2 separate regions of the Homo sapiens genome follow, and region 2 is linked to region 1. The links are chromatin loops, found by intact Hi-C in ENCODE. Cell type or tissue: Caco-2. All regions are shown on one strand.

The links. A loop is a pair of places that touch in the nucleus more often than their neighbours do. Peaks named below come from ENCODE experiments on the same cell type or tissue, not always from the same donor. Only the 100,000 strongest peaks of a DNase experiment are listed, where the experiment ranks them.
Region 2: it touches region 1 in a loop (10-fold over the local background); 1 of 110 quality-filtered maps calls a loop at or near these places.

Annotation. Positions count from the first base shown.
Region 1 is chr15:85,441,063-85,446,062 of GRCh38, reverse strand. All of the region lies in intron 1 of AKAP13 (A-kinase anchoring protein 13), which reads right to left. Among named protein-coding and RNA genes, the nearest start is that of AKAP13, 63 kb to the right of the region's middle. In Caco-2, no CTCF peak of the experiment used is centred here; a DNase peak (open chromatin) is centred at 2,092.
Region 2 is chr15:85,561,272-85,566,271 of GRCh38, reverse strand. All of the region lies in intron 5 of AKAP13 (A-kinase anchoring protein 13), which reads right to left. Among named protein-coding and RNA genes, the nearest start is that of AKAP13, 180 kb to the right of the region's middle. In Caco-2, no CTCF peak of the experiment used is centred here; DNase peaks (open chromatin) are centred at 2,661 and 3,301.

The DNA.
Region 1 (5,000 bases):
ACCAAGTTGCTCACCAACCATGGCACTTCTACAACTAAATCAAAATAAATAGAAAAAAGTGTATATTTTTAAACAAAGGGGGGGATTTAGAATGTTCCCAACACAAATGTTAAATGCTTGAGGTGATGGATATCCCAATTACCCTGATTTGATCAGTACACATTGTAGATTGTATTAAATATCACATGTACCCCATAAAAATGTACAATTATGTATCCATAGAAATTAAAAATAAAATTACCTTAAGAATTAAAAATAAATAGAAGCATCAAGTACAGTGCCATTACAAGGAGAAAAATATGAATAATTTTTAGCTCTCTCTGTTTGTGCCTTAATTTTTAGCTCTGTTTGTGCCTTAATTAAATACAGACTGATTTTTTTCACAGACAGTTGGCATCTTTCTCTCCAAGTTTGTAAGTAAGTACTATAATAAAGGTAAGTCACAGTGCTATGAAAGTCCAAAGGAAGATGTAATTAAATGACTGCTCATAAGAGCACGCTGTCATATAAACTACTTCCATAATATGACAAGTGGGTAGAAAAATACAATTAAATAACATTTCAGGAAACAAAACATCCTAAATAACTAAATTTCCTGCCTAAATTATTTATGCATCAATGATTACAAAAAATCCTAAGATGTATGGGTTTTCTTTCCTGTCTCAAGAATTAGAACATATCAGTCAGTTTTCTCTGGGCTACCAGTGATACCATCAAAGCCTGTAACTCCCACTGTGAGCTCTCGAAATGCAAATTCAGAGATGAAGCCCCTTTCAGTGGTAAGGTGCCAAGTTGCTGACCATTTTCTTTGGTATTGTAGGGGCCTCAAAACAATGCCCACAAACTGTACTAACTGAATGTTCACAAGAGTTATCCAGCATCTTTTAAACACAGATAAGGACATTCATTCCAAAGAACTGTTTTGATCATAGGTTTTTTTGATCAGATAGTTTCCCAGTACTTATCAGAGATCAGAGGATAAGGGCTTTTTGACTGAATAAGCATATGGAAGGTGAGGGAAAAGAAGGGAACAGTTCATTTAAAGTATTATATACTTTAAGAGAATACAGTAAATGGAAAAGCAACATGCATGACCCCTTTGCAACTTCTTTCCGCCTTAATTCCCTCAGCTAAAAAACAGATTTCAAAACAGCTATGATGATTGTACCATATGAAGAGTTAACTCCTTTTGTGGTAACAGAATACCCAAAGGCAAAGGGGCTAGGAGAGAAAGCCTCCAGGAAGTAAGAGGTCCAAAAAGGAAAGCTTAAGGACACAAAGAACAAAATTAATTCACCAGGAAGGGCTGCTAGAGTCCTGGTGTTGACTTCACTAAATTTTAACTAAATTACAATCCCCTTCCCACAAAAGCCTCTGTGGCCATGTCTTCTGAAAAAGATTAAGACTGATTCTGTAGTCCATCTTAGACATTCTAAAAAGATTACATTGAGTTTTTTGGCATTTCACTTACAGATTTTCTTCCCAATTTTTCTAACATGTGAAAAGGGAAAAGACATCTGTGCAAAGATTTTACTCTAAACAACTGCTTGCTCCCATGTAGATTCGTTCTGCAACCAAGTCAAAGGTTCACTGGCACTAGAATAAGAGATGTGAAAACATTTTACTTTTTATTGCCTTTAGGATTTCATTTCCACACCTCCTCAACTACCTTTTATTGCTCATCCTAGTTCACTAGTCCAAATGTACTAAGGTGAAATCTGGAAGGGGCCACCTTTCATTGTTTTCTATTTTGTCTGTCTGAATAAGCCTGAGGTAGCAGCAACGTGCTCCACTCTAGCCTGAGTTCTAAATGTTGAACCCAAGCATAACACCTGTCAGGAATAAATATAATTCATATAACAAGTAGCTGGCTCGAGTGGAAAGCCCTAAATCACTAAATAAAATAATTTAGCAATTAATAGAGTGGATTAATATAAAGAAGTCTGCTTCAAACTGTCCAAATATCCCACCTCCCTTTGTACTCATTATAGCCCCAAGCCTTAGCCCGAATCACTAGGATAAAAATTCCTGCCAGCAGATGTCAATCAGGGGAAAGGCCCTGAATTCCTGTACAAACATATCAACCACCTTTCTGTTTTCAAAAAGGTTACTATGGCAACAAAATAAACAACAGATTAGAATAAGCTATGCCATTTGATGAAGTGAGCACATCAATGGCAAGTTCTGGCAGTCAAGTAGCCTTGACAGTCATAAATACCTCCTAAATGAAGAAGGAAAAATCAGGCTCCAGAATCACAAATACCCTACACACACACACACACACACACACTTTTTTTTTTTTACATGAAACCAGTGCTTTTTACCCACTGACACAAATGCAAATACAGTCATGTACCACAAAATGACTTTCCAGTCAACCACGAACCGCATATAAGACAGCAGTCGGTCACATAAGATTATAATGCTGTATTTATACTGTACCTTTTCTATGTTTAGATATAGATACTTACCATTGTGTTACAACTGCAAATACTCTGTGCCCATATCGCCAGAAATTTATTTCATGGTTCTACTAACAAAAACAAATAATAATAATAAGGAATGCTGATACACCACAGAAGGATCCTTGCTGAGTAGGTAGTTCATTTTACAGATGAAGAAAGTGAGTGGACTTGCCTGGGAATCCACAGCTAGTAATTAGTTAATACTTAAGAAAGTAAAATTGATGATGAAATCAATCCAATTCAAGAAATGTTCCCTATTAAAACTCTAAGCTCTCTCACTTTATCTTTTTATTCAGCTAATAAACACCAAAGCTAAAACAGGGCCTCAGAGTTGAAAGCACAATACAGAAAGGAGAAGAGAAACAAGTCTTAATTTGAGTAGGACATAAGGGGATCTTGGGACTTCTAAATCTGATAGAAAATAAAAGGAAGACCACAGAAGCCAGAAAACTGTGTTGGGGGGTGGGGGGAGAACTATCTTTCTTAAACCATGAAATAAGACACAGGTTAACAATTTTAACTGAATGATACTTAAGTTTTCCCCAACTTTTCAAACCTACCACATACTAGCTGAGTGACACTGGGCAAATTATTTAACCCAAGCCTAAAAAAAGCAGGGAGTTAGGGAGGATGAAGAGAGGAAACAAATTTTTCATGCTATTTTAATGTAATTTTAATGCTTCACAGAGCTTTCTGGGATACAAGGCCTAGCTCACAATAGATGCTCATCAAATGTGAGTTCCCATCCTTTTCCCTTCTCAAGAGAAATATTTTTTAAAAGGCCTGAATCCTTCAGTAGATCCAAAAATTATTCCAAGAAACTAAGTGGTCCAGAGTCCCTATTTCAATTGCACAAAATTAAAAGTGTTGCTGAGCCAAAATCAGGATGGCAATGATAGGGGAAGAAAGTTTTTTCTTCATACTTGTGGTAATTTCCAAACGTTTCTGTAATAAACATGTTTTAGTTTTATAGTTAGAAACAACTATTTGGAAAAAGAAAATAAAATGTTTTAAGAAGAGTTTCATCATTCTCATGCTAGAAATAAATATATATATAATATATATTATATATAATATAATATATATTATATATAATATAATATATATTATATATATTATATAATATATATTATGTATATTATATATGTATATTTTATATTATATATATATATATTTTTTTTTTTTTTTGAGACAGAATCTTGCTCTATCACCCAGGCTGGAGTGCAGTGGCACGATCTCGGCTCACTGCAACCTCCGCCTCCTGGGTTCAAGCAATTCTCCTGCCTCAGCCTCCTGAGTAGCTGGGATTACAGGCACCTGCCACCATGCCCAGCTAATTTTTGTATTTTTAGTAGAGACGGGGTTTCACCATGCTGGCCAGGCTGGTCTCGAACTCCTGACCTCGTGATCCGCCCACCTCAGCCTCCCAAAGCGCTGGGATTACAGGCATGAGCCACCGCGCCCAGCCTAAAAATATTTTTAACAAATGTTCTGTCCAATAGCTTGTACTATCCTAGGCTTACCCAGCCCTAACTGTGCAAAATAAGATTTCATAATCATCCCTAGGGAGAGGATAACAGAGTCACCTTCTTAACTAAAGCCAAATTGACCAGAACTCTATTCGTTGTTCCCAAAGACTGTGAATATCTTCTTAAAGGGCAGAATAAAGCAAAGTGAACTATGATAGAAAAGCTCCCTACAATAAGGCCAAGACCCAAGACAAACTCCTTTCCTCCCTCTTCTCCCAATTCAGTCAGAAAATGAAGGCGTGTGTTCACAGCATATGTAAGACTATTTACTGCAGTAATACAGTTTAACAGAAAAAAAAAACTTTTAAGAGACTTGTCAATAAATGGCACCAGAACAAGCAAATATCCACATGCAAAAAATGAACTTATACCCTAGCTTACACCATACACAAAAATAAACCCAAATATGGATCACAGATACAAACTTACAAAATAAACTATGAAATATCTACAAGAAAACATAAGAGAAAATCTTTGTGATCTTGGCTAAGGCAAAGATCCCTTAGATATATGACAACAAATGTATGATCCATAAAAGAAAACATGATACACTAGATTTCATCAAAATTAAAAACTTTTCCTCTTCAAAAGACACCATCAAGAAAATTAAAAGACAAGACTCTACGTCAGAGACTAGGAAAAAATATTTACCAATTATATAAACTAATAAAGGGCCTATATCCAGGATATATAAAGAACTCTTATAACTCAATACAAAAACAGTAAATTTTTTTAATAGGCAAAAGGTTTGAACAGACACTTGACCAAAGAAAATAAACAAATGGCAAATATGAACAGTAAAAAAAAGCTTAACATTATTGGTCATTATCAATACACACCCACCAGAACGGCCATTAAAAAAAAGATTAAAAATACCAAGTATTGGCAAAATGTGTGGAAAACTGAAGCCCTCATATATTGCTGGAGGAACTGTAAAATGTATAGCCACTTTGGAAAACAGTGTTACCCAGCAATTCCACTCCTAGGTATCTACATATGTGAAAAC
Region 2 (5,000 bases), 120 kb before region 1:
CATCATCTTATGTACCACTAAGGCAAAAAACTGTTGCAAATTAAATTATGATAAAATGGTATAACAGCATTGATCAAAATGTACCTGATTTGAGATGAACATTTGAAGACACTGTAATAGAGTATAAATAAAGTGAATTGTCTCTCTGTAGCACTGGTAGTGATAGTACAAATAGTTCACATGAACCATTAGTTCCAACATCATCTGCTTCACAGTATGCTCTAACTTAATGTTACCATGCACCAATGTTACCATGCACCTATGTTCCCAAAGTATGCAACCAATGGACAGCAAACACCTGTGAATAAAGCAGCTCAGAGGCTTTATACAGAGCTGCAAGGAACCTGAGAGACCATGGCTTGGTACAATTTCACAAATACAACTAAGACACTAGTTTTCAAACTTCTAAGTAGCTGCATGTTTTCAGATAAAATCATATGCAGAAATAGAGTGGCTATGTGTGACAGGACCAGTAGAGGGAAGGAAAGGCAAGGCCCTGCTCTCTCTCTGTCCACTCTCCTTCTTAGGTGAACTATGAGGCCCATACCTAGAATCCTAGGTGTATCTGAATGCTCTACAATTCTAGCACAGAATTTCTTTATGTACTACTACCACATTTCCATTTTAAATCCATCTTCCACATTCAGTCTCCTTTAGACTTGTAAAATAACTACTCAGCATTCTCTTGACTGGAAGCCCTTCCTACATCTACAGTTGGTAATTAAGTTGTCCGTCAGCCTTGTGTTTCTGCCATAAAGAGGACTATGGCTGGGTATCTAAAATTTACCTTGAAAAATGTGAACAAAGATTATATTGTAACCAAATCAGGCCTTGCAGGACAGGAAAGCATAACCAAATGCACTAGAAATTCTGGTTGTTTCAGTTGGTGAATTAAGAGGCACCATAGCCTCAGCTGACACTTTAAAAAACCAGACAAAAAACAAGTGAAAGAAAGATCTGTAGATGAACGAATATAAATACTGCAGGAAGGTCCATAGAGATTTCTACTGCCTTCTGATTTTTTTTTTTAATTCCAATGAGGAAACTATCACCCTGAATAAACGAAATGGTACTTTACCACCAATTGTGGCAATGATGCAGTACAGGCATTGTTTCATTACTACTACATCAGACAGTGTTAAAGTCTCTTAGATTTTCACATTCAACCCGATTTCAAAACAGACTTTAAGATATGAAAAGCTGACAATATGATTACCTTGAAATTTTCAATCTTCCTGTCATGAGGTAATTAATATTGTTTTTAAACATCCTTTGGGAGCCCTGAATTGTATCTAGTTTCCAGCACACTTCCAGGAGCAGTCTCTCTTGTGAGCTCAGCAAGACTTGCTGAACTGCACTATAACAATCTTACTCATCTGGAAGCCCCATTGAGAACCAGGACCGTGTATCTCCTGACCTGCTGATCTCCACCACTCAGCACAATCTCTTGACATACACAGTTACTCAAGTATTTGTTGGGATTTCACTCCAGGGCAGAAGAGTACAAATATTCTTCTCTTTTACTCACAACGTTTAAGATGGTTTGAGATCATCACTCTCTGAAGAGACAGATAATCTAAGGAAGTAATTCTAATACAACCCAATGTAGTGGCAGTAATGGCTCAAAAGGCACAGGTGGCAAAGGAGACTAAACATGACAACTAAATCCAGTGTGTGATCCAGATCAGGAGGAAAAATACTTAAAAGAACACTATTAAGCAGATGGTGAAAAGTAGAATATAAACTACTATATATTAGATTATTGTATTAATGATAAATTACTAATTTTGATAAATGCACTGTTACTGTATTGACTGTCCTTGTTCTTAGGAAATATATGCTGAAATATTTAGGAACAGAAGGTCATGATTCTGCAACTTACTCTCAAAGACTTCAGTAAAATTCTATATATGTATATGTATACACACACAGATAAAGCAAATGTAACCAATGTTAAGAATCGGAGAATTTGGATGAAGGATATATAGGAGTTCATTGCACGTTTCTTGCATCTTTTCTGAGTTCAAAATTTTTCAAAATACAAAGTTAAATGTAAAACATTTTAATAAAGGCAGAGGTGAAAATTGCTTCATTCTTCTGTTATTATTACTTACTAAAGGTAGGGAAGAAACTAGTATTATTTGAGTATCTACTTAAACAGATACTGACAGAAAATTTTAAGTACACTAATTTAATCCTCTTATCAGTCCTTCAAAGTGGTAGTATTCCGGTTTCAGAGATGAGGAAATTGAGAACAGAAATATTAACATATTTGTTCAAGGTATACCACATACATTAGCAGTTTGATAAACCTCAGTTCAAAATCAAACTTTACCACTTACAAGAAGTGAGAACTTGAGCTAGATACTTAACCTCTTTGAGCATGCATCTTGACCTATAAAAAATGTAACAGTCCTTTTAAAAGGTTGCTGTGAAAAAGCAAAGAAAGTTGTTGTGGAAATTAATGAGGATAGTAAATAAATTATTTAATAATGCCTGGCACACAGTAGGCAGTCAATAAATATTAGCACCCTCTTACTTAGCACATTGCTAACAAGTAATAGATTTGAATCCAGGTTGGGCTGCTCCCAAAGCCTGTGCTCTCCCCCTTATATAATGCTGCACTACTTTAAGTGGAAAGGGCTGGCTTTTGTAGGAACAGTTCATGCGGTGCCCACAGCAGGAAGTATTCAGGGTAATTTGAATGCAACAAGGAGCAAAGAGGTCTTTAAGAGAAAAATTTTTTTATGAGTCAAAGGAATGTTCCTTCCAAGTAGAACATTTCTCAACACACATTCTCTGATAAAAAGTTCCAAAGTCCACCATCTGCTACATTGATCAACAGAATAGTGAGCGTTGAAGAGACTGACAAAATGTTGGACAAACTGCCTAGCCCAAATTCTCATTCTCCGTCTTTAAAAAAAAAAAAAAAAAAAAAAAAACAAGCACATTCTACTCAAATGAAGGACAATATTGATTCCGACAGGCTGGAAAATGGCATGCCCACATTGCTCACCATATTGTTCACAAAATTGACACCAACCTACCTTTTCCTACGAGGAAAAAAATACCAATTCACTACAAATTCATCTAATTATGTTCAACTGAGACTTCCCTAGAGGCTAAATCATAGTGTGGTATGGGAAAAGTACAGGTGCTAAAGTCTGAGTAGAATCCCATTTATACCATGGTCTGATCTAAGACAAATTATTTCGCTTCTATGAGCCAGAGTTTTTTATCTGTTTAAAGAAAAGTGGGGGCCAGGTGCAGTGGCTCACACGTGTAATCCCAGCACCTTGGGAGACCGAAGCAGGTGGATCACCTGAGGTCAGGAGTTTGAGACCAGCCTGGCCAATATGGTGAAACCCTATCTCTACTAAAAATACAAAAAAAAAAAAAACAAAAAAAACCTGCTGGGCGTGGTGGCGCATGCCTGTAATCCCAGCTACTCAGGAGGCTGAGGCAGGAGAATCGCTTGAACCCAGGAGGCAGAGGTTGGAGTGAGCCGAGGTCGCGCCATTGCACTCCAGCGTGGGCAACAAGAGGGAAATTCAGTCTCAAAAAAAAAAAAAAAAAAAAAGAAAAGAAAAGAAAAGAAAGAAAAGGAAAGTGGGATAACAGCAGTTTTCTTACAGAGGCTCAAGGATTAAGATATAAGGACAGAGATATATATATATATATATATATATATATATATTTTTTTTTTTGAGGCAGATTCTCACTCTGTCACCCAGGATGGAGTGCAGTGGCACGATCTCAGCTCACTGCAACCACCACCTTCCAGGTACAAGCGATTCTCCCACCTCAGCCTCCCAAGTAGCTGGGATTACAGGCGCTTGCCACCACGCCCAGCTAATTTTTGTATTTTTAGTAGAGACGGGGTTTCGCCATGTTGGCCAGACTGGTCTCAAACTCCTGACCTCAGGTGATCCGCACGCCTCGGCCTCCCAAACTGCTGGGATTACAGGTGTGAGCCACCACGCCCGGCCGAGATATATATTCTTAATATGCATACTACTAGTAAGTACTCATTAAATACTGGTTTCTATTTCCACAACATAACCACTTCCTTTTATTGTTAATATTTATCAACTGCTTAACAATGTATCAGATATTGAACTGTGCATTTGGTACACATCATCTCATTTACTCTCGTAATCATTCTGTGAAGGAGAATATTATTACCGTAATTTGCAGGTCAGGAAACTGAAGTTGTGAGAAATGTAGTAACTTGCCTAACAGCTACTAAGTAATGGAGCCAGCCAGCATTTGGATCAACAATCTAAACCAAAACACAAACCTACCTCTGCTGCCTATTTTGTAGCAGAGAATGCAGACAGACGAAACTAAAAATATAAATAATTTTAAAAATACACATTTTGAGAGACTAGTGTGCAAGTTCTAGATCATTGCGTACTATGGATATGGGTACAGAAGTTAGTAGTCCATGGCGTCTATGGTCATTTTTCTCTTGCTTTTCATCCTGAGGGGCTACTTCACTCCCTTTCTCAATGAGTCCATAACTTCTGGAATACTACATCACTCCAATAGCCAAAGTTGTATTTTTTAGTCCTACCTTACTGTACTGGTTTCAAGATCTCGAAAAAAGTGATTTTCAGCATACTGCCACTGTATTAGTTATAGATGCATCGATATCTAATATACCAACATTCACAAGATTAGTAAAAATTAAAGTTAAATCAATTTTATACTAGACAGACGTATAAATTTATTGATGTGATCAAAGTATTTAGTTGGTTCCTCTTACTGAATCAGATTTAAGCCACCAACCTGATTCAACAAATAAATCAATTTTCAGATGCAATGTTAAGCTCAATCTCACTAAAGTAACCTTTTAACCTTAGCTGCACTTTGAAATTGCCTGGAGAGCTTTTAAAAATCCTTATGTCCAGAGGCTGGGCATGGTGGCTCACGCCTGTAATCCCAGCACTTTGGGAGGCCAAGGCAGGTGGATCACCTGAGGTCAGGAGTTCGAGACC